Linked DNA regions of Homo sapiens: all the other regions are linked to region 1. A link is a loop called in an ENCODE intact Hi-C map of the cell type or tissue named here. Cell type or tissue: Caco-2. All regions are shown on one strand. Each heading gives the region's core, and the rest is flanking DNA. Links, peaks and the distances in the headings are about the cores only. Region 1 has its middle 25 kb from the start of SLAIN2. Region 2 overlaps SLAIN2 (SLAIN motif family member 2). Region 3 holds the start of SLC10A4 (solute carrier family 10 member 4).

Region 1 (10,120 bases), core at 3,842-6,341:
TTAGTCATTTTATTGTTACTTACAATATTGGGGTTGCTATTTTGAAACTGTTATTTTAAAAATACCTATGATGCTGGGTGTGGTAGCTGCACCTGTAGCCCCAGCTACTCAGGAGGTTGAGGCAGATTGCTTGAGGCCATGAGTTTGAGGCTGCAGTGGGCAATATAGCAAGCACTCTACCCTGGGCAACATAGGAAGACCCTATCTCTAAAATAAAAAATAAACAAATAAATAGCTACATATAGCAAATATACATTATTTATATGGTAGGAAAAGACAAATACATGTTAATGTTATTAAAAACCAAGATTTTTAGCTTAAGAGAACAAAGGCAAAATATTACAAAGTAGGTTAAAGTTCTAATCTTTAATTTAAATAGAAAATATCAGTACGAACTCATTATTTACTTTTCTCCTTCTAGAAAATAGTTATTTCCCAGTTCTATCCACTGGAAAGTTCTGGAAGTAATAACAACTTAGTAGCAATGATCATCCCTAGTGCTCAGATTATAGTCTTCAAAGACCAAGGAAGCAAGCAAGGCCTTTGAAGAACTGGCTGATTTCATATAGAATAGGAAATATACATCCTGAGCCTGAGACCACTTGCTGTGCCTGAAAGACAGAAAGCTATCAGAGACTACTGGGGTCATATCAAAATAATGAAAGAGTCAAACTAAAAATGCTCCACTCGCCAAAAATGGCAACAATTTGAGCATCAAAAGAGAATAACAGAACACTTACTATATGATGCAACTGAGTAAAAGAATCCAGAGACATGATTCTACTTTTAGGAATTCCTAGAAAAACCTACTCTATAGTGACAGGAAGCAGATTAATGGTTGCCTAGGGCTAGGGATGGAGTGGGAGTAAGACTCACTGCAGAGGGGCTGAAAGGAATTTTTGGGGGTGATAGAAATATTCTATATTCTAGGCCAGGCAAAGTGGCTCACGCCTATAATCCCAGCACTTTGGAAGGCCGAGGCAGGTGGATCACTTGAGGTCAGGAGTTCAAGACCAGCCTGACCAGTATGGTGAAACCCCATCTCTACCAAAAATACAAAAATTAGCTGGGCATGGTGGCAGGCACCTGTAATACCGACTTCTCAGGAGGTTGAGGCAGGAGAATCGCTTGAACCCTAGAGGCAGAAGTTGCAGTGAGCGAGATTACACCACTGCACTCCCGCCTGGCAACAGAGCAAGACTCCGTCTCAAAAAAAAAAAAGAAATTTTCTCTATTCTGATTGTGGGGGTAGTTATACAGGCATATGCATTTTTCAAAATTCATTCAATTGCACAGTTTCTTTTTTTTTATTATTATACTTTAAGTTTTAGGGTACATGTGCACAACATGCAGGTTTGTTACATATGTATAAATGTGCCATGTTGGTGTGCTGCACCCATTAACTCTTCATTTCACATTAGGTATATCGCCTAATGCTATCCCTTCCCACTCCCCCCACCCCACAACAGGCCCCGGTGTGTGATGTTCCCCTTCCTGTGTCCATGTGTTCTCATTGTTCAATTCCCACCTATGAGTGAGAACATGCGGTGTTTGGTTTTTTGTCCTTGCGGTAGTTTGCTGAGAATGATGGTTTCCAGCTTCATCCATGTCCCTACAAAGGACATGAACTCATCATTTTTTATGGCTGCATAGTATTCCATGGTGTATATGTGCCACATTTTCTTAATCCAGTCTATCATTGTTGGACATTTGGGTTGGTTCCAAGTCTTTGCTATTGTGAATAGTGCCGCAATAAACATACATGTGCATGTGTCTTTATAGCAGCATGTTTTATAATCCTTTGTGTATATACCCAGTAATGGAATTGCTGGGTCAAATGGTGTTTCTAGTTCTAGATCCCTGAGGAATCGCCACACTGACTTCCACAATGGTTGAACTAATTTACAGTCCCATCAACCGCGTAAAAGTGTTCCTATTTCTCCACATCCTCTCCAGCACCTGTTTTTTCCTGACTTTTTAATGATAGCCATTCTAACTGGTGTGAGATGGTATCTCATTGTGGTTTTGATTTGCATTTCTCTGATGTCCAGTGATGAAGAGCATTTTTTCATGTGTCTTTTGGCTACATAAATGTCTTCTTTTGAGACGTGTCTGTTCATATCCTTCGCCCACTTTTTGATGGGGTTGTTTTTTTCTTGTAAATTTGTTTGAGTTCATTGTAGATTCTGGATAATAGCCCTTTGTCAGATGAGTAGATTGCAAAAATTTTCTCCCATTCTGTAGGTTGCCTGTTGACCCTGATGGTAGTTTCTTTTGCTGTGCAGAAGCTCTTTAGTTTCATTAGATCCCATTTGTCAATTTTGGCTTTTGTTGCCATTGCTTTTGGTGTTTTAGACATGAAGTCCTTGCCCAGGCGTATGTCCTGAATGGTCTTGCCTAGGTTTTCTTCTAGGGTTTTTATGGTTTTAGGTCTAACATTTAAGTCTTTAATCCATCTTGAATTAATTTTTGTATAAGGTATAAGGAAGGGATCCAGTTTCAGCTTTCTACATATGGCTAGCCAGTTTTTCCAGCACCATTTATTAAATAGGGAATCCTTGCCCGATTTCTTGTTTTTGTCAGGTTTGTCAAAGATCAGATAGTTGTAGACACGCAGCATTATTTCTGAGGGCTCTGTTCTGTTCCATTGGTCTATATCTCTGTTTTGGTACCAGTACCATGCTGTTTTGGTTACTGTAGCCTTGTAGTATAGTTTGAAGTCAGGTAGCATGATGCCTCCAGCTTTGTTCTTTTGGCTTAGGATTGACTTGGCAATGTGGGTTCTTTTTGGTTCCATATGAACTTTAAAGTAGTTTTTTCCAATTCTGTGAAGAAAGTCATTGGTGGCTTGATGGGGATGGCATTGAATCTATAAATTACCTTGGGCAGTATGGCCATTTTCATGATATTGATTCTTCCTACCCATGAGCATGGAATGTTCTTCCATTTCTTTGTATCCTCTTTTATTTCATTGAGCAGTGGTTTGTAGTTCTCCTTGAAGAGGTCCTTCATGTCCCTTGTAAGTTGGATTCCTAGGTATTTTATTCTCTTTGAAGCAATTGTGAATGGGAGTTCACTCATGATTTGGCTCTCTGTTTGTCTGTTATTGGTGTATAAGAATGCTTGTGATTTTTGCACATTGATTTTGTATCCTGAGACTTTGCTGAAGTTGCCTATCAGCTTAAGGAGAGTTTGGGCTGAGACGATGGGGTTTTCTAGATACACAATTCATGTCATCTGCAAACAGGGACAATTTGACTTCCTCTCTTCCTAATTGAATACCCTTTATTTCCTTCTCCTGCCTGATAGCCCTGGCCAGAACTTCCAACACTATGTTGAATAGGAGTGGTGAGAGAGGGCATCCCTGTCTTGTGCCAGTTTTCAAAGGGAATGCTTCCAGGTTTTGCCCATTCAGTATGATATTGGCTGTGGGTTTGTCATAGATAGCTCTTATTATTTTGAGATACATCCCATCAATACCTAATTTATTGAGAGTTTTTAGCATGAAGGTTGTTGAATTTTGTCAAAGGCCTTTTCTGCATCTATTGAGATAATCATGTGGTTTTTTTGTTGTTGGTTCTGTTTATATGCTGGATTACATTTATTGATTTGCATATGTTGAACCAGCCTTGCATTCCAAGGATGAAGCCCACTTGATCATGGTGGATAAGCTCTTTGATGTCAATTGCACAGTTTCTAAATGAGTGCATTTTATTGCATTTAAATTATAATTCCAATAATATTAATTTTTTAAAAAAGAGAAAAGGAATAAAGACTACAATGAATAGAAATCATAAGTGTAAAAATCTCAGAGTCCTTAATAAGTCTTTTTAAAAAATCGTCTTCATTCACCAATTGCCAGGATACCAACTGCTATAGTTTGGAATACTGTTCTCTCTAAATCTCATGTTGAAATTGGATACCCTATGTTGGAAGCGGGGCCCAATGAGAGGTGTTTGGATCACAGGGGCAGATCCCTCATGAATAGTTTAATGCCCTCTCCCAGGAGTGAGTTCTTACTCAGTAAGTTCTCATGAGAGCCTGTTGTTAAAAGGAGCCTGGCATCTCCTCTGTTTCTCTCTTGCTTCCTCTCTCACCATGGAGCTCTGTACACGCCAGGTTTCCTTCACCTTCTACCATGGATGGAAGCCTAAGGCCCTCACCCGATGCAGATGCCTGTACTGTACTTCTTGTACAGTCTGCAGAATCGTGAGCTAAGCAAACCTCGTTTCATTATAAATTTCTCAGCCTCAGATATTCCTTTATAGCAACACACAACACACTAAGACACCAAATCATTATGCTAAAAATCGATAAATGTAAGTTATCACTTACCCTGCTTTTCTTATGTGGGCTGGACTTCAAGGTACCTAGTGGTTGATGAGGGAAAGTTCTTTATAGAACAATTACAGTTAATAAATGCAGAAAGAATGATAAATTAGAAAATGACTATTTTTGAAATATTTTACAAAATGATGAATCTAAGTAAAAATCATCAGTGGTTTCTAAAACCATTAGGTGAAAGATAGATAAGGATCCTTAATACTATATCTATTGATGAATCAGGTCAACCACATTTGAACCACATTTAATTGATGGATAACCAGACATTACGTGCCTCTTGCTGTGATACAATAGGAAGTATAGAGCATCATATATAGAGTATCCTTGCCTAAATAAATAAATCTTAAAAACTGAATCAAAAACAAACCTCTAAATCTTACTGTCAGTTTGTAGGAAATACTATTCTGTACTCGCTAAAATGAGAAAGTGAGTCTGACCTTAGCAAGCTTAGTGAAGATGTAGAACCCTGGAAACTCTCACAATCTGCTGCCAGGAATGCAAATTGGCCCACGCAGTTTGAATTTGACAACACACACAAAATGGGGAAAATCACCTCCTTGCCACTAGATGGTGCTTATTGGCTTTTGAGTAGTTTGTTGTATTGTTTTCTGTTACATTGCTGCATTCCTCTTTTTACTTCTGATGGATCACTGGAGGAACGGACTGGGCACTAGGGACTAGAGCCTCACCAGAATGTTGTCACTGGGATCCCAAAAGCCGTATCTGCTGCGGAACTATGTTGCCCCTGGGGACACATCTCTGAGAGTTGCTGCTTGCCCTAGCCACTTACATTATTCAGTTCCTTAACAATATCTGTCTCTATACTGTGTCGAGGGTATTTTTCTGAAGAATATATTTTTCAATACAGTCTTATTATTTTTAATTATTTCACATAATATCTGTGCTCTCTATTTAACTTTTTTAAGATAACTTTGAAATTATAAAATATGGTACAAGAAAATCCTTCATACACTTCATCTAGGCCCCAGGTTCACCACTTATTACGATTTACCATTCTCTCTCTCTCTCTCTAAATCATATGTATATAATTTATATATGCCATATATATTATTTTATATACTTTTATATATTATATATATTTTATATATTATATAATTTATAGATATGTATATAATTTATAGATATATTGTATAATTTATATATTAATTTATGTATTTATTATATAATATATGATATATAGTTTATATATATTATACATATATATACATTTCTAAACCTTTTAATAGTGAGTTGCAGACATAATGCCCCACTGGCCTTATAAACACAGACACTATTCTATAAAACCACAGCATACCCATCAAAATCAGAAAATTAACATGGATATAGTGCTATCTAATGTACAGACCCCTTTCAAATTTTACCAGTTATCCCAATAGTATCCATTATAGCAAACATACAACAAAACAAAATAAGAAACAAAAAACCCACAATTGTTTAAAAACTTCTTTCCCTTTCCCCTTTTCCTTTTTGTTCCAGGACTCAACCCAGGATTATCCACAGCATTTAGTTGTCATGTACATATCTTCTTCAATCTAGACAGTTCCTCAGGCTTTCCTTGTCTTTTATTATCTTGACATTTTTAAAGGCCAGATATTTATACTACCTTCAATTTGGGTTTGTCTGATATTTTTTCATGATTAAAGTTATGATTTTGCAGGGCAGGACTATCACAAGTGATACTGTGTTAGTGCATCATATTAGGAGGTGCACAATGTCAGTTTGTCCTATTACTGGTAAATTAACCTTTATCATTTTGTTTGTCCACTGTTAGTCTTATAAATAAATATGTTTATTTATTATTATTATTAATGCTATTATTAAATAATTAAAAAGCATTTTATGGGGAGATACTTTGAGACTATGTTAAGTATCTTTTCTCTCATCAAACTTTCACTCATTATTTTGGCCTCCTATTTTAGTATGGTTGTTATCAAATGGTGATTCTCTAATTCCATTATTTCTTTTTTTTTTGAGACGGAGTTTTGCTCTTGTTGCCTAGGCTAGAGTGCAATGACTCGATCTAGGCTCACTGAAACCACCTTCCGTGTTCAAGCAATTCTCCTGTCTCAGCCTCCTGAGTAGCTGGGATTACAGGCATTCGCCACCACACCCGGCTAATTTTTGATATTTTTAGTAGAGACGGGGTTTCACTATGTTGACCAGGCTGGTCTCGAACTCCTGACCTCAGGTGATCTGCCCGCCTCGGCCTCCCAAAGTGCTGGGATTACAGGCGTGAGCCACTATGCCCAGCCTATTATTTCTCCTACATTAACTATTTGGCTTAACTTGTAAAGAAGAGCTTTCCATTTATTTATTCATTTCTTTGTATCAGTATAGGTTCATGGATTCTATTTTATTCAATGGCTTATAATATGTTACTAACGTTATTTATTTTGATGCTCAAATTGTTTTGTATTTGGCAAGTGGGATCCCCTTCAGTTTGAATCCTTTGTCCTTTAATGTGGTTCAAATCTACTTTGAGAGCTTTCTTATTTTCTGGTGCAAGATGTTTCACACTCAGCTTATACTTTTGTCTGCACAGTCCTGAAACTGGTGACTTCTCCATGAGCCTTGGTTCCTTTTAGTAAGGTATTTAAAAACCAAGATCTGCGGTGACTCACGCCTGTAATCCCAGCACTTTGGGAGGCCGAGGCGGGTGGATCATGAGGTCAGGAGATCGAGACCATCCTGGCTAACAAGGTGAAACCCCGTCTCTACTAAAAATACAAAAAATTAGCCGGGCGCGGTGGCGGGCGCCTGTGGTCCCAGCTACTTGGGAGGCTGAGGCAGGAGAAAGGCGTGAACCCGGGAAGCGGAGCTTGCAGTGAGCCGAGATTGCGCCACTGCAGTCCGCAGTCCGGCCTGGGCGACAGAGCGAGACTCCGTCTCAAAAAAAAAAAAAAAAAACAAAACAAAAAACCAAGATCTGGGTACTAAGTGTGCTTATCGCTACAAAGATGCCACTGTTCACAGACCCTCTTACCAAACACAGCCAGAGAATACATATATATCCATTCCTATATATATTTCAACCTCTATATCTGCATATTAACACCACTATGAGCTCACAGAAGTATCTATAATTCTAATCATATACCACAGAGTTTTGTTTTGTTTTTGAGATGGAGTCTCACTCTGTCGCCAGGCTGGAGTACACTGGTGTGATCTCGGCTCACTGCAACCTCCGCCTCCTGGGTTCAAGCAATTCTCCTGTCTCAGCTTCCCAAGTAGCTGGGACTACAAGCACTTGCCACCATGCCCAGCAATTTTTATATTTTTAGTAGTGACAGGGTTTCACCATGTTGGCCAGGATGGTCTCAACCACAGAGTTTATTGTAGCCTTTCCTCTTTCTGTATTTGTTCTCCTTACTCTGTAAGAAAGTTGTCTTTCATTGTCCTTAATCTATTAATTTTCCCTGTAGGTAATCAATATCCAGATGAAGTGAATTATCTCTTTGGCAGAAACCACCACACGATATCCACAGTTTACTTCCTCAGCCCCAGCCCCTCTAAAACTTCCAGGCACACGATATCAGTCTCCCTACCCCAAATGATCTCCAGTCATTCATGATTCCTGCCTTCCCTGCAGTATGCACATAGGATCAAGCACCAAGGCCTGACTATGCTACCTCCTAAATTTTTCCTGAATCTGCATTTTCCTCTATATTCTATGTGATTGCATGACTAGGAAAACCTTGCCAACTGCCTAGTTAATCATTGATGTCATTGAGATAACTAATATAATCTTTCTCCCTCTCCCTTTAATTTTTTTGACTTATTAAGAATTATTAAGTGTTGGCCGGGCGCAGTGGCTCATGCCTGTAATCCCAGGACTTTGGGAGGCCGAGGCAGGCAGATCACGAGGTCTGGAGATCGAGACCATCGTGGCTAACACGGTGAAACCTCGTCTCTACTCAAAATACAAAAGAAAATTAGCCGGGCGTGGTGGTGGGCGCCTGTAATCCCAGCTACTCGGGAGGCTGAGGCAGGAGAATGGCGTGAACCCGGCGGGCGGAGCTTGCAGTGAGCCGAGATCCCGCCACTGCACTCCAGCCTGGGCGACAGAGCGAGACTCCGACTCAAAAAAAAAAAAAAATTATTAAGGGCCTTATTAGTCATAGGTAAAGATCAGCATATTTCCCCAGCCATGCTTGTTATCGTCCTAGTAATTATTCAAGGGGTTCAAGAATTGAACATGAGAAGTTAAGCCTTGGTCCTGGCCCACAAAGTGGGGAGAATGATACCCAGGTGACAGAGCTGTTTTAATTAAAGGATAGAGGGAGTAGGAGAAGGTGAGAGGCCATTTCTATCACTTCAGCCTCACTGGTGGGCTCCTTATCCTCTAGCTTCCAATCCTAATCTCTAATGGGTAAGGTCTAAAGCTCAGCTCTTCTCTCCTATTCTGGCAGGGATTAAATTCAGTATTAATCAGCTACTAACTAATTGCTAAGCTTCTATGGGTAGCTCAGGTGGATGCTGCACTCTTTCTAGTAATTTACCCAGGAGTCCAGTTGAACCGTACTTGTCTTTTAACAATTTTGCTTTGTCAACCACCTTGCTTTACCACCTCAGGGTTGATATAACAGGTGGGTGTGGGGTAAGGTTGGAAAAAAAAGTAACCTTTTTTCTGATTATAAAAGAAATCATTACATTATAGAAATTTGAGAAAAATAAAATGAAGAAAACAAAAAATCACCTATAATATCACAACCTCCTGATGTAATTTTTTCCAGTTTTTGCTATGGTTTTATAAAATAAACTAGACATTATAATAAGTATTAACCTTTATACTGTTTTTCTTTTTCTTTCTTTTTTTTGAGAGACAAAGTCTCGCTCTTCCACCAATGCTGGAGTGCAGTGGCATGATCAGAGCTCACTTTAGCCTCTTTGAACTCCTGGCCTCAGCCTCCTGTGTAGCTGGGACTGTAGGTACAAGCCACCATGCCTAGCTAATTTTTTTAAATATTTTTTGTAGAGACAGAGTCTCAAACTCTGTCTGCTGGTCTCAAACTCCTGGCTCCAAGTGATCCTCCACCTCAGCCTTGTTTTTTTCTTAACATTATAATATAAACATTCTTCCATTTAAAAATTCTTTTAAAACATTAATAAAAATATAGATGTGTCTAATTTCATAAGGTACAAATTTTTTACATGGAGGTTGTTTTCAGTTTTTTATTATTATAAATATTTCCAAAATAAACATTTATGTACATAAATCATTTTTCCACATTGATAATTACTTTCTTAGGTTAAATTGCCAGATCTAGAATTATCTGGCCTAAATCTGTGAATACAGTTAAGCTACTGGAGAATATTGCCTTATTGTTTTTCGAAAAGCTTGCTGTAATTTGCACTTTCATGGGCTGTGTATGAGAGTGAGTGCCTTTTTCACGCCCCAAACATTGCACCTTAAAAAACAGAGTAAGAAGTAATATGATGAAAAGGGGAGGTAAATAAAAAAGGGAGATCAGGCCGTCACTTGAGAGAGAACGTTAGCTTCTGAGTTCTCTCCTTCTACATGAGAATGTGATGGGGCTATTTAGCCATTCTGATCTTCTTGGGGGCCTTTAGCCTTGTCTAGGGAAAACATGTCTTGTACACGTCTAGGGAAACAAAAGATCTGAAATCATAAGATGCCTCAGTGCTGCTGGAATTCAAACTTACCATTTGACAGGAAAGAGAAGGAAATTAGATTGCAGAGGATGGATACTTTGGAACATCCTTCCTCCCTCCTTTTTTCTCACCCTTCACATCT
Region 2 (10,120 bases), core at 4,116-6,615, 60 kb after region 1:
GGTAGTGGTTGTTACATGCAAATAACTTACGGGATGTTATTACAGAGGTTCTGAATCTGGGTCAGTTTTGACACTAAAGTATTACTTTTCCTCTATGAAAAGAAGCCCTTTTGTTTTTGTTTTTTGTTTTTTGTTTTGTTTTTTTTTTTTTTGATATGGAGTCTCACTCTGTTGCCCAGGCTGGAGTGCAGTGGTGTGATCTTGGCTCACTGCAGCCTCAGCCTCCCGAGTAGCTGGGACTAAGGTGCCCACCACCACTCCTGGCTAATTTTTGTATTTTTTGTAGAGATGGGATTTTACCGTGTTAGCCAGGCTGGTCTTGAACTCCCGACCTCAGGTGATCTGCCCGCCTCAGCCTCCCAATCTGCTGGGATTACAGGCGTGAGCCACCATGCCTGGCCAAAGAAGCACTTTTGAAAAAGCAATAGCCTTTATGTGATTTTTTAAATGTTTAGTATGACTATCAGCTTATTTGTTTGAATTATACCCTGAAGCTTGATGTAAGTTATATTCATAAGAGATTATTAGAAATATGTAGACAAGCTAGTAGACCATTTTAAATAGCTGGACATTTTCTGACCAATTTCTGGCATTAATGTACTTAATGCCACAGAACATTAAGTATGGAAATTTTCTGACTATATATTGAGAATATTCCTATAGAAGGAGCATGATTGAAAGAAAAAAGAATATTCCTAGAGGGCTAGGTAGAGTGGCTCACACCTGTAATCCCAGCTGATTGGGAGGATCACTTGAGTCCAGGAGTTCAGAAGCAGCCTAGGCAACATAGTGAGACCCCACCTCTACAAAAAATAAAAAAATAAAAATAGCCAGGCATGGTGTGCGCCTGTGGTCCCAGCTAGTCGGGAGACTGGGGCAGGAGGATCCCTTGAGCCCAGGAAGTTGTTGCAGTGAGCCATGTTTGCACCACCGCACTCCGGCTTGGGTGACAGAGCAAGACCCTGTTGCCAAAACAAAACAAAACAAACAAAAAGTATATACACACACACACACACACGCGCGCACACACACACACACACATATACATATATACACATATATATACATATACATATATACATATATATATATACACACACACACATATATATCCCTAGAAACTGTTTTTCAGTACCCCACCTTAGAAATAATATAATTTACAATTTAATTAGGAATTTTCATCATTGAACAGCATGTATTGAGAATCTGCTATAATAGGCATTGTTCTCAACACTGAAGTTATGGCAGTGAATATAATAGACCAAAAAATGGCTTACTTCTTGGAGCTTATATTCTTATAAGAGGAGTCAGACAGTAAACAAATAAATAAAACTCTGGCAAACTTTTTCTGCAAAAAGCCAGATAATAAACAATTTTAGTCTTTGTTGCCTGTAAGATCTCTGTTGCAGTTACTCAACTTTGCTCTTGTAGCATGCAAGCAGCCATAGACAATACATAAATGAGTGGGCATGGCTGTGTTCCAGTAAAACTACTTAATGTAACAGGTAGTGGACTAGATTTGGCCTGAAGGCTATATTTTACCAACCCCTGGTTTAAAACGTCCTAAGGAGTATGAATTATTAGCAATTGGTGACTAGCAACCTGGACTTGGGTAAAAGTAAAGCTGCTGCACCTCAAAAATAGCAATTTTGAGTGAGTGGCTCTTTGCTTTATTGCAAGGAGGATATTAGGAGTGTGTAAGAGAGGCAGTTACTCTTGAACCATAACTAGGTGTAATTAAGTACTGCATCTGTTTAACATTGTTTAAATTTTATAGCTGTATTCATAGAACAATAGCTACAGCTATAAATACAATGTATATTTGAAATATATATTTAAAATCTTTTAAGGAAAAATTTTGGCTTTTACAAGTTTGAACTTTGTAGTTGTAAATCCCCCATTTCCCAAGGAGATTGTTTTTTTTTTAAATACACTTTTTTGGTAAGGCAGAGCTTCCTAGGAACTTAAGTGCTGTATTGCAGCAGAACAGTTATTACTCCTTCACACTCAGGTTCGCTGCAGCGCACTATCACTCGTTCCTAAAATTTTCTTCACTTGTTTTTTTTGACAGTGTATTGTCTTTTTAACCCTCATTTACCCTCCCTGCTCTTTTCTTTTCAGTCTTCATTGAAGATTCTTCCTTTTCTACCCATCTTTTAAAAATTGTCATAAAATTATATAATACAAAATTATCCATTTTCACCCTTTAAAAATGTACAGTCCTGTGGCATTAAGTACATTCACGTTACTGTGCAACTGTCACTATCATATCCAGGTGAAAAGAGCTTTTAATCATCCTATACTAAACTTTTTCATCATCCCATACTGAAATTCTGTACCCGTGTTAACCAATAACTTCCCATTCCCTTTGCTTCCTCTCTGCCTGTTTTAGGTTTAGGTTGCCCCAGATCTCTCTTTTGCCTCATGTCTCTCCCTGTTTTGGTGTTTTCATCTGTTTATATGGTGTCTAGTATCACCTCTGTTGAATCACATTCATTCATGCATATATTCAAATAATTTTTAATGCAAACCTGTTAAGTATCAGGCTTTGGGAAAAGGGTGGAGGTGGGGTACATTATAAAGAAAAATGAACACTGTACTGGCACTTAATGGAGTTTATCATCTAGTAGGGGAAACATACTACAAATAATTTTTTTAGTGGTATATATATATAATAAAGGAATAAAGGTATAGTGCTTTGAGAAATAGGAATTTTCCCTTAGGAAATGATGTTTGACCTGAAACCTTAAGATTCAGAACAACTTAAGTGTGCTAAGAAAGAGATGTGGCCGGGCGCAGTGGCTTACACCTGTAATCCCAGCACTTTGGGAGGCCAAGGTGGGCGGATCACCTGAGGTTGGGAGTTCGAGACCAGCCTGACCAACATGGAGAAACCCTGTCTCTACTAAAAATACAAAATTAATGGTGTGGTGGCACATGCCTGTAATCCCAGCTACTCGGGAGGCTGAGGCAGGAGAATCGCTTAAACCCCGGTGGTGGAGGTTGTGGTGAGCCAAGATCGTGCCATTGCTCTCCAGCCTGGGCAGCAAGAGTGAAACTCCATCTCAGAAAAAGGAGATGGAGTAGAGCATTCCAGATAAAAAGAAAGGCATGTGCAAAGGCTCCATGTGGGATGAAGCATGACATATACGAAGAAGTTGCTGGAGAAGAGTAAGGAAAGGAGAGATGTGAGATAAGGCCAGAAAGATACATAGGAACCAGACTCTGTAAAACCTTATAGGCCATGTTAAAGATTGTGGACTTTATTCTTTTTCTTTTTTTGGAGACGGAGTCTTGCTCTGTTGCCCAGGCTGGAGTGCAGTGGTGCGATCTTGGCTCACTGCAACCTCTGCCTCCCGGGTTCAAGCGATTCTTCTGCCTTAGCCTCCTGAGTAGCTGGGATTACAGGTGCCTGCCACCAGACCCAGCTAATTTTTTTTGTATTTTTACTAGAGACGAGGTTTCACGATGTTGGCCAGGCTGGTTTTGAACTCCTGAGCTCAAGTGATCCACCTGCCTTGGCCTCCCAAAGTGCTAGGATTAAAGGTGTGAGCCACTGCAACTGGCACCCGGCCAATTGTGGACTTTTAAGAGCACTAGAAAAATATCGAAGGGTTTTCTGCAAGGGTGTAGTGTATGTGGACAGGAAGGACGTCATCAATTTTATTTTGGAAAGGTTATTCTAGTAGTAGTATGGAAAGTAGGTTGGAAAGGGGCAAGAGTGAATGTAGGATGCCTTTGAAGAGGGTTGATAATGATAGCTAGGCCATGTATGCTGAATGGAAAGCATAGTAGATATGGTAATAAAAGGGAATGAACCAAATATGAGGAAATGGTGGACAAGAATATCAGTAGTGATTTCTAAGTTGCCAGCTTCTGCGACAAGATGAATATTGGGATCATTCTGGAAGAGGGACCCTTGGAAGAGAATTAGATGTTAGTGCGAAGATCATGAGTTGATCTTATATGTTGACTTAGATACATTTGCCATACCCAAGGGGAGAGACATTAAATGGGTGGTGTATATAGGTCTGAAGCTCAGAGGAAAACTTAAGACTAGAAATTTAAATAATGAGGAATGTTTAGCATATAGATAATAATTGATGTATGATTGAGATTCCTTAGGAGAAAGAATATGGCATAGACTGAGAAGATAAAAAGGCTTAGAACTTGGAATGCTAGTGATTAATAACTAAGTAAAAGAGAATAAACTCCAGAGGAGATGGAGGAGGAGGAAAAAGGTAGAATTTAGCAACTGTATTTCTGCACAGGTTGATAGTTCCAAGATCATGCCACATACTGCATACTAAATATATATAAAATATTGTTTTATCTTGCATCTTGTCTCATGGTGAATATGTACAAAACTACATGGTCCAAATTACTGCACTGTCTAACTAAACAGAAAACATATGTTCCTCCTCCCCAAAACCACTACTACCAGTAGGCAAACCAGACATTTCATTCAGCTGATTTCTTTTCTTTAACAATCCTTTCCAGTTTTTAATATCTATCCTTTTTTTCTTTTTTTTCCTTTTTTCTAGTCACCGTGTACTACCTAGTTCAGTCTAACTTATTAAACATCAAGATTTCTGTCATTTTTTCTCCTTACACTGATCAGATCATATCATATGCTTGATCAAAATCACAGATAGTTTTATCACTGCTACTAAATAGGCTTAGTGGCCTACTAAATAGGTTTAGAAACCTACTAACTAGGTTTCAGACTTCTGAGCGTAGTGTCTCAGGCCTTCCATGACCTGGCTCCAGCTGGTTTTATCTGTTTTGTCCCTGCCCTGTGCTTTATCACACTTACCTGAGCATGCTCTGCATTTCCGAGACACTGCTTTTGTTCATCTTATAAATACTGAGTAAAGCACATACTTTCCCCATCCTGTCAAGTTACTACTCATCCTCTCAAGACTGCTTCAATGCCTCTCCTTCCAAAAAGCCTTACCCAGTTTCTCTCAGTTGTAATGAATTACTCCTAACTCTTCCTTTCCATTGCCCTTTGCACCTTTATGATAGTACTCATTTCATTTTGCCTTGCAATGTTTGTTGACTCTGCCTGTGGTACTTGGCTGCAAGCCTCTTAAGAGAGAGAGCACCATATCCTGTTTCTTGTATATATTCTATAAAGTGCTCTTGCCAGTGCTCATAAATATTGAATAAGCTGTGGATATTAGAATATGAAGGAAGGGGCTGGGCACGGTGACTCACGCCTGTAATCCTAGCACTTTGGGAGGCCAAGGCAGGCGGATCATCTGAGCTCAGGATTTCGAAACCAGCCTGGGAGACATGGCAAAACCTTGTCTCTACTAAAAATACAAAAAATTAGCCAGGCGTGGTGGCACATGCCTGTATTCCCAGCTATTTGGGAGGCTGAGGCACAAGAATCGTTTGAGCCCAAGAGGCAGAAGTTACAGTGAGCCGAAATCACGCCACTGCACTCCAGCCTGGGTGACAGCAAAACTTTGTCTCAGAGAAAAAAAAAAAAAAAAAAGATTGAAGGAAGAAATAGTATTTTAAGTGTTAATTTTTTAAATATATGCATTTGATATCTTAGTCCTACTGTTGTACTATTTATTTAATTTTACATGCATAGCACATTTTTTTTTTCTTTTTTTGACAGAAGTATTCAGGTTGACTTTTTTTTTTTTTTTTTTTTGAGACGGAGTCTCGCTCTGTCACCCAGGCTGGAGTGCAGTGGCTCGATATCGGCTCACTGCAAGCCCCGCCTCCCGGGTTCACGCCATTCTCCTGCCTCAGCCTCTCCGAGTAGCTGGGACTACAGGCGCCCGCCACCACACCTGGCTAATTTTTTGTATTTTTTAGTAGAGACGGGGTTTCACCGTGGTCTCGAGCTCCTGACCTCGTGATCCGCCCGCCTCGGCCTCCCAAAGTGCTGGGATTACAAGCGTGAGCCACCGCGCCCGGCCGACTTTTTTTTTTTTTTTTTTTTTAAGGATTTCCCATGTCTTGACCTTAAACTGGCTTAATAATAGTCGGTATTGCTTTAAAAAAAAAATCCAAACTTTGAAAAGGCGATTTAAACAACTTATTTCATAGCTTTTAGAAAAAGTAATAGGTTGAGTGCAGTGTCTCACCCCTGTAATCCCAGCACTTTAGGAGGCCAAGATAGGAGGATCACTTGACACCAGGAGTTTGAGACCAGTCTGGGCAACATGGTGAGACCACATCTCTACAAAAAAATATATATATATTTTTTCGAGACGAGTCTCACTCTGTCGCCCAGGCTGGAGTGCAGTGGCACGATCTCTGCTCACTGCAACCTCTGCCTCCCGGGTTCAAGTGATTTTCCTGCCTCAGCCTCCCAAGTAGCATGCACCACCATGCCTGGCTAATTTTTTTTTTTTTTTTTTTTTAAGTAGAGACAGGGTTTCACCATGTTGGCCAAGCTGGTCTCGAACTCCTGACCTCAAGTGATCAGCCCACCTCAGCCTCCCAAAGTGCTGGGATTACAGGCATGAGCCACCGTGCCTGGCCCAAAGAATATTTTTTAAAATAAAAAGTAATACATTTGTTACAGAAAAATGAGAAAACATAAGTATGCTTTTATATTCCATTTATTTTTAAAGGTCACTCAGGATTGATACAGCAAGTATCAAAGAATAAACTTTCCAACATAGTAGAAGTGAATTAAGTGGCCAATAATCTGTTTAGGAGTTACTCTTCCTGCATTATTTTTGTTGTTTGATGTGGCTACTGTTTTATTTGCATACACAGTTTAAGATAATAGAAACAATTTGTTGGGATTATTATATTTTTTCCCCCACTACCATAAGAATATTTCTTCATTTAAATTGAGATAATGATTTAGTTTTCTAATAGGAAAACTTCAGAAATGAAACGTTAACTTTTTCTCAGTTGTTAAATTTGATTTTCCCCTTCTCATTAATGCAGCTCTCAAGAGGCAGAATTTATATAATAATCCTTTCAACTCTATGAGTTACACCAGTCCTTACAGTCCAAATGCCAGTAGCCCATACAGCAGTGGCTTCAATTCTCCATCCTCAACCCCAGTGCGACCTCCTATAGTCAAACAGCTTATACTTCCTGGAAATTCAGGTAAGGAGAAAATGATATGGAGCTATTAAGGAATGTTTTTTAGCTTACTGCACTGTATCAGAAAATAACATTCATCTGCAGTTCGAGTTCATTTTATTTATGAAACTTTTAACTGGTTAAAGAAAATATCGTTGAGGAGCAACTTAGCACCAGGTACTATATTAGGCACCAGGGGTATAAACATAAGCCAGTGTGCTAAATACATAAAATTTTCTTTAGCAAGTACCTAAAAGTTTGTAAGTCTGGCTTAATTAAATGGGTTACAAATGTGATTCTTTTAATCAATAGATCCTTATTGAACAGCCTACTTGGGTTGTAAAAACTACAGAGTTAAAACCTCTTTATAGGAATTTTAATAAACTTTGATACTGCAGCTAAATAATAGTATGAGGTTAGAGGTGAATGTACCAGCAGAGTGAGGGGGCAGTAAATGATGTGGGAAAGCCAGATTGCTATAAACCAGGGAAAGAATGTTCTGCTCTGAGACTGTTATTGTGTAGCTTACTCTTCACGAATTCACAATTCACCCATTTATTTACTCTTATTGTCGCTGAAGCTGTTGTTATGACTGATTATTATAACTTCCTTAAAAATTAAGGTTAACCACCTCAAATTTTGACCTGTGCACTCCCTAGTCTAATGATCCTATTCTTTGTGTAGTATATAGGTTGTTACTTGCTACTTACTTCACCTATGATGATACCATGTTAAAAAGTTTAAGCTGCAATATTTGTTTAAAATAGGTAATTTCGTTCAGGCATTATTTGAGCCTGACCTTGTAGTACTTTTCCTATCATGTGCACTCTGCTCTTTTTTCATTAATAGTATAAAGATTAATTATTTTGTACTCTTCTTGCTCTCCTTACATGCTTTTCATGTTGGAGCTGACTGTTATGGTGAAGAATTCTGGAAAACAAGTGTTTCAGATAAATCTGTAATAGAAATATTAGTGACAGTGTTGGGATTTCATTATTTAGTAAAAGTTGACGATCTGATGAAAATATTTCATTAGAAACAAGTTAGACTTTTTTGGATGTGTGTATTCTTTATTCCTCTGGCCTGTTTTCTGTCTTCCTTTTGGTTTAGAATGATAAAGTACTTTAAACATGGCATAATGTAGGAGAAACAAGCCTCATGGTCTTTGTTCCTAAAATCTCTAAGGAATCTAATTTTATTCAAATTATAGTTTTCTCATTTAGAAAAATGAGGGAAAAGATGATGGTGTTTGTCAATGACTGTGAATTCGGGAGAAGAAAACACTACATCATAAACTCATCTATTTATAGAGCAGTTTCATTGGCTATCTTGTGCAAGTTGAAATCCTTAACATATACTTATTGAACACCAATTACTTGCCAGGCACTGTGCTGAAAGCTGAATTGTTACATAAGAGAATAGATAAGTTATACTTAGATGAAAATATGTTTATGCCATAGCATATAAAGGAGTCTCAGTAGCCCTCATTTTTCTTAATGAGGTCAATTTCTAATTTCAGGGAATTTTTTAAGCAGAAAAGGCAGAACAAGAATGAATTAAATCAAAGGGTATAATATCAAGTTAGTTGCAGTAGGCATTTATTCAATAGTTGCTTTACCAGAGTTTGAATTTTTTTCTTTTTTTTTTTTTAAGGTAACTTGAAAAGCTCAGACAGAAATCCTCCACTCAGTCCTCAGTCCTCTATAGATAGTGAGTTAAGTGCTTCAGAATTAGATGAAGATTCAATTGGATCCAATTATAAGCTAAATGATGTAACTGATGTACAGATTCTAGCCCGGATGCAGGAAGAAAGTAAGTATTCTAATTGTTAAGAGTTGAGGTTTTTTACTATTGCATAATTTTGTTGTATATTAAATATGTCTTAAAGTATTGTGGGGGTAGTAATGTAGTGAAAGTAGAAATGTTGCAGTGGACATTTCAGAGACTTAGTCAACATATGTACATGTTTATTCATCAACTTGTTTTCAGAGTCCATTTTTACATAGAGCAGTTATGCTGTGTGAGGGACAAAGAACAGCATTTATGCTGCTCTGCTTCTATGACTGGTTTTTATACCCTGCATGTTACTCTGCACTAGCACTTAACTCTTGTAATTGTTAGTCTATTACCCTTTGTGTTTTAGTGTAAACCAGCGTTTCTCAATTTTTTTCTTTTCGGTTGCTCCCCTAAGGAGCCTTGTTAAAAACTTCTTTTCCTTTTCTCCCACACTCCCCATGAAATCTTAATACCACAAGATATACTCTATATATGTTTAAGTACTATGAGGGCCATATACAATTATGACATCTAGGAATTTTTTCACACCCCAAGAACCAGTTTTTGCCCTCTTGGGAATGAATATCTCCTCACTTGAGAATACATGGTGTAAACTGTAAAAAAGACCTTTAGGAGAACATTGGAATTGTGACATTAAATTAAATGAAGCATGTGATGGTGCTTTGCAGAGTGAATGATGAAAACTTTTTAGGCCACAGATACCTTTGAGAATCCTTTTATCATCAAAGTGTACATATGCACAAAATTTTTAATACTTTTTAAAGGGTTCATGGCTACTTGCCCTGGTACTCATCTGAAGGTACTTATTCTTGCCAGTGCATTTCATTAGAAGATGCCATCTGCATAACTATGAAGTAAGAAATCTCTCTAAAGCAATCTCTTCAACCTTTACAATGAAAAGAATCCTTGAAATACATATGTTGACAAGTCTTGACAGGTGGCTGAGGTTAATGGAGCATTGCTACGGTTTAGTTCAAAAACTTTCTGTTGTCTGTGTATGTAATAGGTTCTCTTTAAATATGTAGTAGGCTTTATCAAGCTGTAGCATTTATTAAGAAACTAAAGTGTTTCTTATTCTGCTGATTCACTTCCCATTTCCATATAGCTTCCCCTAGGAAGATAGAAGGACTTAGTGCTTGCTTTATTTAGCCCTGCAACCTAATAGCAGAGTACTCTTTTTCTTCTGTAATTTTAATTAACTCCTCAGTGAGACTGTGGTATTGTCAGCTGGTTAGGGGGTGGTTATTGTTGTGGATGT
Region 3 (10,120 bases), core at 3,732-6,231, 170 kb after region 1:
TTATCCTCAGGGAATATGTCCTAAGACCCCAGTGGATGTCTGAATCTGTGGGTAGTACTGAACCCTATATATATCTACTATGTTTTTTCTATAAATACATACCTCTTACAAAGTTTAATTTATAAATTAGTTGCAGTAAAATATTAACAACAGTAACTGGTAATAAAATAGGACAATTATGACAATATGCCAGCATCACTACTGTTGCACTTTGGGGCCATTATTAAATGAAATATTAATTGAACACAAGCACTGGAATACTGAGACAGTTGATCTGATTACTGAGCCTGCCTACTCAGTGACTAATGGCTGCCTGTCTACACTACCTACCCATTGGTCACTAATGCCAGGCACCTGTAACCCCAGATACTCGGAAGGCTGAGGCAGGAGAATCGCTTGAACCCGGGAGGCGGAGGTTGCAGTGAGCCAAGATCATGACACTGTACTCCAGCCTGGGCAACAGAAGGAGACCTGTCTCAAGAAAAAAGAAAAGACAACAAAAAGGAATGCAAAAATCCTCCATAATCCAATATATTTTGGCCCAGTCTTTTTGAATGCAACTATATAAATACTTTTAAAGAAACTGGGGCCAAGAGCCACCCTGCAGTCTGCTATGACCATGCCTACATGCCTATGAATAGCCACTGCACTCCAGCCTGGACAATGTAACATCTCTAAAAAAATTTTTTCTAACAAAATACAAAAGAAAGAAATCAACATAAAACGGTACATAACTTGCTTTTTTCACATAAAAATATAACATGAAAATTTAAAATAGTTGCATAGTATTTATTCTATTATGTAAATAAAAAACAATTTACTCAACCAGTTGCATATTGTTGGATACTTAGGTTGTTTCTAATTTTTCTTCTACCAGTCTTATACGTTGTACTTAAATTGTCTGCAAGTCAGATGATTTCTGTAAATAGGCAAAATACATAATTTATAATAAAGTATTTTTATTATTAAACTGAAAAAGTTCTATTTCACTAGTAGTTAAATAAGCACAAAATATGAAACTTTTAAAACAGCATATTGACAAAGATTCTTAAGGTAGCAGTACTTACTTCTGGAAATGCAATGGAAGAAGCCCTCAAACACCTTTGAGGGTGCTGAGGTACTGAATACAACTTCTGTGTATGCTTATTGCTTTTCTGCCTACTCAACATCCATTTTTCCTCTTTCTGTTAACAGCACCCACTATTCCTCTGAGGAATCCCTTCCCCAAATTTGAGTTGATGTGTCTTGAGTGGGGATGAGACCACTCCCTTGCTTGAGTGAAAGCATTCCATCCTATGGCCACAATGATTGGTTGAAGGATGGGTACACTTCTCTTGCCTATTTTCTATTTAATTTTTAAATTTAAATGCTTCTACTCTTAAAAAGCCTCCTAGCTTCCTTTCAAGAAAAGTGGCCAAAACAAACATTAGTGTACAATAGTTCTCCCTTATTAATCCCAAGTTAACCCCAGGACTTTTATGAGAACTCCTGGAAGTAGGTGCTCTCTTTCCATGATTGTTTCTATGGTAGGATATATCCAAATTGATTGTATCCTTGCCACTGTAACATAATAGCATATATCTGAATCTTTTCCAGTACTGAAAAATGGCATCTAATTGCTTCAATTTAATTGCTCTGGATACTAGTGAATGTGACTATTTTCATAAACATGTTGGCTGCTTGCATCTCTTTTGTGATCTTGTGTCTATTCATGTCATTTGCCTCTTTTCCTATAAAATAACACAATAAAACTTATAAATTAATCATAAATTTTCTCTTAATTTCTTAAATGATGTTTTTACTATAACAAAGTTGAAAGTTTTTATGTATCCATATCTACTGAGCTCCCCATTATGATTTCTTCTGTTACTTTTTTGCTTAGAAAAATTTTCCATATCCAAAGATGAGATAAACACTTGCCAATCTTTTTCTCTAGTATTTTGTTGCATTATTATTATTATAATAGTTAACCCTTTAATCTACTTGGAATTAGCTTTGGTATACACTGTGCCACAAAGCTCTAAATTTATTTTTCCCCAAATAGCTAGCTTAATTTCATCTTCCTTCCTTCCTTAATTTTTTTTTTTGACACGGTTTGCTGTCACCCATGCCTGAGTACAGTGGCATGGTCATGGCTCACTGCAGCCTTGCCCTCCTGCGCTCAAGCGATCCTCCCACCTCAGCCTCCCAAATAGCTGGTACCACAGGCATATGCCACCACAGGCATGCGCCACCATGTCTGGCCAATTTTTGTAGTTTTTGTAGAGACAGGGTTTCACCATGTTGTCCAGGGTGGTGTCAAGTTCCTGGGCTCAAGAGATTTGCCCACCTTGGCCTCCCATAGGCGTGAGCCCCATGCCTGGCCATATTTTCTAAGTACTATGTTATCTCTCCCTTTTACATATTGTTTCCCCCTTGGGAAAAGAATACTTCACTTCACCAGTGTCACCACACCAGTGTCATCACACCTGGAGAATGGGCTTAAACCTAATCCTGGGGTTTTCTCATACATAGTGAGGAAGATGAGAAAGAAGGGGAGGCCAGAGCACCTGTTTTCTTTACAATGACAATCACCCCATCAGCAGGAGTGACATCAGGTGTGTAGGTCCCAAGAATCCCCCAAGATTGCAGGTGCAACATGCCCCATGATTTACAATCGCAGCCCATCATCCCCTTCTTTTTTATTTTTTCAGATGGAGTCTCAGTCTGTCATCCAGGCTAGAGTGCAGTGTCACGATCTTGGCTCTCTGCAAACTCCACCTCCCAGGTTCAAGCAATTCTCCTGCCTCAGTCTCCTGTGTAGCTGGTACTACAGGCACACACCACCATACCCAACTAATTTTTGTCTTTTTAGTCCAGATGGGGTTTCACCATGTTGGCCAGGCTGGTCTCGAATTCCTGTCTTCAAGTGATCCACCTGTCTCAGCCTCCCAAATTGCTGGGATTGCAGACAAAAGCCATGATGCCAGGCCCCTTTCTGTTTTCAGTCTTCGCCCATTGCACAAGTTGCCGCCCAAGTCCCTCCCTAAACCCTGAGAGGAGGTAGTTGGATGAGTTGAGTTGGTCTGCCTCTAATTACTGCTTATTTAATGTGATTGTGAATTTTAATATCATTAACATGATGAGGGTTTCTGAGGCAAATAGGAGTGGTGCCTGCACAGTTGGCTTCAGCTGGATCCCTTGCCATTTGTGTTCTTGGCTTATCTCATTCTGTGGTTTCAAGACTGTGAAGGCTCAGCAGTGCCTTCCCTCCTTATCTTGTCTGTTTCTCCACACATCTTCCCTGGGTCTACTAATGTAACGGTTGGGTAGCATGGATCATTGTATATCTGAATATCTTTCTTTTTACCTACATAAGGTGACATGTCAACTTAAAATATTTTTGGTCACAACCCACTTCCTTTAAAGTTTAGCTCACTGAAGTTTTTTTTTCTGGGTTTAGTGTTTTGGAAAAGTGTAAGGGTACATTATCCTCCTAGATTCTTGCAAAAGCTCTGCCCTCGTGGAATTTACAGTCCAAAAGAGAAAAAATAAATTATTTGTGATGAAGAGTGCAATATGCTTTGCATTTGCAAAGTCTTACTTTTCATAGTCTCCATCATCTTCATGAGATTTGGGGAGGAGGAAAGGCTCAGCCCACCCTTGGGTAATAGAAGTCACTCTGTGCCAGGACAGGAGTTAGGGAAAAGTTCCCAGATAGAAGAATTCACTATATCTTGGCTCCTTGTGAAAGCAACCCTGGGCTAAGACTGAGCCTTGATTTCATTCTAGAAATTCCTGTTGGTTTTTACAACTCAACTGACTATCACTTTATGGTCACCCCCAGGGAGCTAGATGCCTCCTTAACAGGCCCCACCTGGTTGGTAAGCAGCGAAATTATTTTCCTTTCTACATGCCATCTAGTGACTGACTTAAAAGTTGTTGCATCTCCATTCCTAAGAGCTCTGCTTTTGAATTGTTTTGGGATAAACCTGTCTCAAGCAGGGAATCTCAGCACTTTATTTCTTTTCAGTCCTTTAATCCTAATGCCAGGGCCTTACTCATAAAGCTTCGTAAATCTGTGGCCACTGAAATATCCTCTCTCCACCTGCCAATAACTTCTTAAACACACATTTTTCATGGAAATTGTTATTAGCCAAGCTCTTCTCTGCCCTCTTTAGGGACACATCGCCGTGCAGATTCAGCCAGGTACTTGTGGGTTCGGTTGATAAGACTGAGAATTCCTCGTTCCTCAGTTTCCTCGTTTGTAAAAATCGAGCTTGTAAAAATGGTATCTATCTCACGGCTTTGCTGTAAGAATCGAATGAAATAATGCACACGCACTTGCACAAAACCCGCTATATTATTATTACATTCTACTTTAAGACTGAAAATCATGCAAAAAATTGTTTGCAAATTCAAGCCAGATATCGTGTCCTGCTTACTAGAGAATCGCTCATATTAAGTCAAGCACCCCTCTTAGGGCTGCAGGCTATAGGAACAGTTTCTGCCATGAGCGTGCATCGATGAGGTTATCCACCCGCCCCCTCCACTTTGTGTGTCTGGGTCTCCAGATTTCATTATAAAGAGGCAGAGCCCATCAGAGAACTTGATCGGCAGCCAGGAACGGTTTTTTCCTGCTCTGGTCCTTTGTCAGGTCTTTGTTCCGCCCCTGGCTACACTCGATAACAGAACCACTTACTGGCGATTCACAGGAGGGGACCGGGCGGCAGGGCGGGGCGGGGCCTGCGGGGCGCGGGGCCGCGGCGCGGAGCCGGCGCAGCGATTGGGTTCACCCGGGGGGCCGCGCTGCGCGGAGTGCCAGGCTGCGGGCGGCTGCAGACCTGGGAGCGGAGACCGGCCCGCCGCCCCCGACGCCGCCGAGCACGTCAGCGGCGCGCAGCCGGGGCTCGGAGACCGACGGGCAGAACGACGGGCGGCGACTGCGGCGACCGCGGGACGGCGAGAGGCACGCGGCGGGAGGGGACCGGAATCCGCAGCTCCGGCCGCGCCATGGACGGCAACGACAACGTGACCCTGCTCTTCGCCCCTCTGCTGCGGGACAACTACACCCTGGCGCCCAATGCCAGCAGCCTGGGCCCCGGCACGGACCTCGCCCTCGCCCCTGCCTCCAGCGCCGGCCCCGGCCCTGGGCTCAGCCTCGGGCCGGGTCCGAGCTTCGGCTTCAGCCCCGGCCCCACTCCGACCCCGGAGCCCACGACCAGCGGCCTCGCGGGCGGCGCGGCGAGCCACGGCCCTTCCCCGTTCCCTCGGCCCTGGGCGCCCCACGCGCTCCCGTTCTGGGACACGCCGCTGAACCACGGGCTGAACGTGTTCGTGGGCGCCGCCCTGTGCATCACCATGCTGGGCCTGGGCTGCACGGTGGACGTGAACCACTTCGGGGCGCACGTCCGTCGGCCCGTGGGCGCGCTGCTGGCAGCGCTCTGCCAGTTCGGCCTCCTGCCGCTGCTGGCCTTCCTGCTGGCCCTCGCCTTCAAGCTGGACGAGGTGGCCGCCGTGGCGGTGCTCCTGTGTGGCTGCTGTCCCGGCGGCAATCTCTCCAATCTTATGTCCCTGCTGGTTGACGGCGACATGAACCTCAGGTACGGATCTGTCTATTCCTTGGGCATCTGTCTCATCCCAGACGCGCGTTTACGGCCGTGGGCTCACGACGAAGGACAGAGGCAGTGGAGGGGTTGGAATTAGGCGTGGAGGAAGGAGGAGAAAAGGAGAGGAAGTTGATGACGCCCCGGCTTTAGAAGTCAAGGCCGACCTGCAGGTTGTGCTGCTAGGGGAGCAAGCTAGACGGCGAGGGAGCTGCTCCAAGGCTGGGATTCCATGCGCAGCGCGGCCCTTCAGCAGGGTCCCTCGCCGTCCTCCCCGAGCGTCGGGGTGGCAGCGCAGGTCGTTGTCCAGTGGAAGACAAAGAGAAGGGGGAGTCTGAACTAGAACTCGCCGGCAACGTAAAAGTAAAATAGGGCTACTGGCCCGTCAGAGAAAGTAATCTCACATAGAGTGCAGGATTGTTGAGTCCGACCAACAAGTAGCAGTCAGCAGCTTTACCATGGCTTACCTTGCAGGGGGCTTGCAAGGAAGAACGTTCCTTCCCCTCAGAATCATCCAGGCTCAATAGACTTTATAATGTCGAGGGCAGCAGTACCGAGACAGGGGGCTTGTTTTTCCTCCCTGCCTTGGGTTCATAATTCCATCGGTGTTAGACGTGCTGCTCTCTTGGCACTCTCCTCGGATGTAGGTTCTGCCCAGACTTCAACCCCGGGACTTGCAGTCTCCCCGTTCCACCTCTACTCAACATACAAGAAAAAGGTTAGCTGGCTGTTTGACTCAAAGCTCGTTCTGATTTCTGCACATTCCCTTTTCTGCAGCATCATCATGACCATCTCCTCCACGCTTCTGGCCCTCGTCTTGATGCCCCTGTGCCTGTGGATCTACAGCTGGGCTTGGATCAACACCCCTATCGTGCAGTTACTACCCCTAGGGACCGTGACCCTGACTCTCTGCAGCACTCTCATACCTATCGGGTTGGGCGTCTTCATTCGCTACAAATACAGCCGGGTGGCTGACTACATTGTGAAGGTAAGGCCCCCTCTTCCCTTTCCATACTAGCTTGGAGAGCCCTTGATCTCTGACCCACAGCAGAAATGTTAGGAAGTTTGGAGAAGGCGGAAAGGAAGAAAAGGACTTGGAAGTAGTTGCATGGATAAAATTTTTTTTAAAAAGTTTATGCTACAAAGATAACTTCCACTTTTGGGATTCCTAGAATGACAGCTTTAATTAAGACACAGCTTAATCAAAACCAGCATAAGAGAACTATCAGTACTCATTGGAAGGAAACAGATCATAGCAGGGTGGGGAAGATGACAGTGTAATTAAATGGCAACATATTTTCCACTAATTGTATATAATTAAACATAAAAGCAGATTAAATAAAATTACTTTAATAGAATTGGTGCAGTATTTTAGAAATGCATGGCTATCTTTTCAAAAATGGAACTCTAATTCTGAGAAACTCTGTAGTAGGTTCCTTTAACATTTTATTAAATTTTTAAAAGTAAGTTGATACTAATAGGACAAAAAGTAATGGAAAAGTTACATTGTAGTAATAGAACACACAAAATATTGGCTTTAAAGCACAAAATAAAATTGGGTCCTGGATAAATAATGGAGGTTATGTTGACCTTACTAAATGTGTTTCTTTTTCTTTCTCCATTGCAATATTTTATATGGCTTATAAAGCTAGTGAAAAGATAGGGGATTTCTATAATTTGTGCAATATTTCTCCTAAGGCTTTGATTTTTTAAAAAATGAATGCTTTCTGTAGCAGTAGAGATTTTAATAGTTTAGTAGATTCTAGTAGTTGACTGGAGGAAAAAAAATCTTTGCAAAATTAAGCTGTCTTTGAAAATTCAAAAACAGTAGCAAAAAAGAATAAACCATGACCAGGATGCTGACTTCAGGTAATTAATCAAATAAAATACGTAACTATTACTGCAAAATGCACAGGCAAATTCCTTTAGACAAATGAAGAGAAAAAGAGCCACCCTAATGTTTCAATTATGTAGATTCAAGAAGACATAATCTTTTGTTTTACTTATTTTCTAAAGTAATTTGATTATATAGAGTCAGCTTTTATTAATATGAAAAGTAGAGAGTTCTTTTCTGTGCATATATCCAGGCTTGAGTAAAAGAAATCCTGCTCCATAATACACATGTATATGTGAATGTAAAAATGTATGTGTACATGTAAATATGCATATATTAATACCTGTAATATATACTCATAGATACTCTTGAGATGCATTAAGAACTTGTTAATCTTAATCATTAAGCTAATGCTATTAATGTGATGGCATTTACTATAAAACCTTAGGAAGTCTAAGAGAAAGTCAATCAAATGACCTATTTACACACCCAAAACAAGAAATATATTTAAAATAAATATATTAATAAATTAATATATTTAATATTTAAATATAATAGACATAAGATTAGCTACCTTTGAATTTAAGGTTAACCTAGCCCTATTCTTTAATTAACACACTATTAAGAAACGGTTTATATAATTGTTACACCTTTGCAAACACTTCAAAATGAGCATTCAATGTCAATGCTTGCCCAAATGATTTAAAATAGTTCTAAGGGACTTTGGAGCCAATATTTCAAAATGAAGAAATCAGACTGTTTGTCAGCGCTTTCAATGTGACATACTTTGAAATGGTATGCTTTTACATGTAATAGCCTGGTTTCTGCCAATTATGCATCTGTAGTATCTGTACCTTATATAATAATTATTGCAGCATCCTCTAGGGTAGAATTTGTGACCAGCTCAGATAAATTTTAAATAATTTTTTAAGAGTGTAGAGTTACGCCATTCCCGAAGACTGCAAAAGGGATATCCCAGCTATCCAGGGAACCAGAAGCAACATTTAAGCTGTTCTCTCTGGCTCTAGTTTCCTTTCCCTGCCCACTCCTCATTAAAAAAAAATAAGTTAACTACCAATATGAAGGAGAACGAGGAGAGGAATTTTTAGATTTCCGCCTTACAATTCATACAGACTGTTTTATTTGAATGAGTGAAATGTACCAGTCAGAACATCAAGATGACACGTTTTATACAGAAGTCAGTTGTACTGTATCCGAAATCCATCTATTGTAATAATACGTAAGCATCATTACAGACTTATAGATGGGAGGTTTCTCATGAACAAATAAAAAAGGGGAAAGTTGCCAAATTGCAAAGAATTCTTCACATATTTATTTACATTTTTCTCTCTTACATAATCTAAGAGTAGGTAATTGTTTCAATATTGCAAGCAATCCTCTGCAGTATATTTTGAGGGTTAAAAAGATCACACACTGAGCTTCAGACATTTTAATCAAGTTTCACAAGTTTTAACTCATGTAAAATGAGAACTAATTTCTTATGGAAAACACGGGGTTCAGTTCAGGGAAAGTAAACATCCACTTGTCTGCTCTGATGATCAGACCATACCTGGGGTATTAGGTTCAGTTCTAAATGCCCTGTTTTTAAGAGGCACATTCACATATGAAACACATTCTCAGAACAGTCAGGATACCAAAACAAAGTTATGTGATGGAGGTTTAAGTTTGGGGATGATCTGCCTGAAGAAGAGTAGCCTTCCCCTGATAACCAGTTTTTAAGCTTTTGAAGAGCTGTTTTTCAGGAAAAAAGCTTTTGAAGGCTATTTTTTTTTGAAGAGCTTTTTTTTTTTTTTTTTTTTTTTTTTTTTTTGGTGAAATGGAGTGTTGCTCTGTCACCCAGGCTGGAGTGCAGTGGCGCGATCTCTGCTCACTGCAACCTCCACCTCCCAGGTTCAAGCAATTCTCTGCCTCAGCATCCCGAGTAGCTGGGATTACAGGCATTCACCATCACACCTGGCTAATTTTTGTATTTTTAGTAGAGACAGTGTTTCACCATCTTGGCCAGCCTGGTCTTCAACTCCTGACCTCATGATCCACCCACCTTAGCCTCCCAAAGTGCTGGGATTACAGGTGTGAGCCACCGCGCCTGGCCAGAAAAGCTGGGTTTTTTTGTTTGTTTTTTGTTTTTGAAGAGCTGGTCTCTGTCGCTCCTGAGAGCCTATATCCAACTCAATGGCTAGAGGTTATAGAAGGCAAATTGTCCCTGGACATAAGGACAGGCCTCCAAACAATCAGAGCTGCCCAATGTGGCTCTGGATGCTTCCTGAAGAGGTGGCCTGCCCATCTTCAGAAATATTCTGTCAAAGGTCTCCATTTTGTGTTGGAGAGCATACTAGATGGGTGTTTTCTTCCGTGAGCTTAGGATTCTCTCGCCTGAGTTCATCTTCAACCATCTCATTGTAATTTTCTATTACTAGGTTTCCCTGTGGTCTCTGCTAGTGACTCTGGTGGTCCTTTTCATAATGACCGGCACTATGTTAGGACCTGAACTGCTGGCAAGTATCCCTGCAGCTGTTTATGTGATAGCAATTTTTATGCCTTTGGCAGGCTACGCTTCAGGTTATGGTTTAGCTACTCTCTTCCATCTTCCACCCAACTGCAAGAGGACTGTATGTCTGGAAACAGGTAGTCAGAATGTGCAGCTCTGTACAGCCATTCTAAAACTGGCCTTTCCACCGCA

Evidence for each region. Peaks named below come from ENCODE experiments on the same cell type or tissue, not always from the same donor. Only the 100,000 strongest peaks of a DNase experiment are listed, where the experiment ranks them.
Region 2: a loop joins it to region 1, with 2.5 times the contacts of the local background. A loop is called at or near these places in 6 of 110 quality-filtered maps.
Region 3: a loop joins it to region 1, with 4 times the contacts of the local background. A loop is called at or near these places in 7 of 110 quality-filtered maps.

Annotation. Positions count from the first base shown.
Region 1 is chr4:48,311,310-48,321,429 of GRCh38, forward strand. No RefSeq gene overlaps it. Among named protein-coding and RNA genes, the nearest start is that of SLAIN2, 25 kb to the right of the region's middle. RefSeq lists an enhancer at 4,723-5,017. In Caco-2, for the core only: a CTCF peak has its summit at 4,911 (motif pointing right); no DNase peak of the experiment used is centred there.
Region 2 is chr4:48,370,972-48,381,091 of GRCh38, forward strand. It overlaps SLAIN2 (SLAIN motif family member 2), which reads left to right. Exons shown (of 8, transcript NM_020846.2): 3 at 6,925-7,089; 4 at 8,719-8,877. Among named protein-coding and RNA genes, the nearest start is that of SLAIN2, 35 kb to the left of the region's middle. In Caco-2, for the core only: no CTCF peak of the experiment used is centred there; a DNase peak (open chromatin) is centred at 5,150.
Region 3 is chr4:48,478,570-48,488,689 of GRCh38, forward strand. SLC10A4 (solute carrier family 10 member 4) reads left to right here and starts at 4,774. Exons shown (of 3, transcript NM_152679.4): 1 at 4,774-5,582; 2 at 6,363-6,573; 3 at 9,858-10,120. The coding sequence starts at 4,993. RefSeq lists a cis regulatory region at 3,044-3,439 and silencers at 4,694-4,743, 4,824-4,953. In Caco-2, for the core only: no CTCF peak of the experiment used is centred there; a DNase peak (open chromatin) is centred at 4,691; H3K4me3 peaks cover 1,018 bases.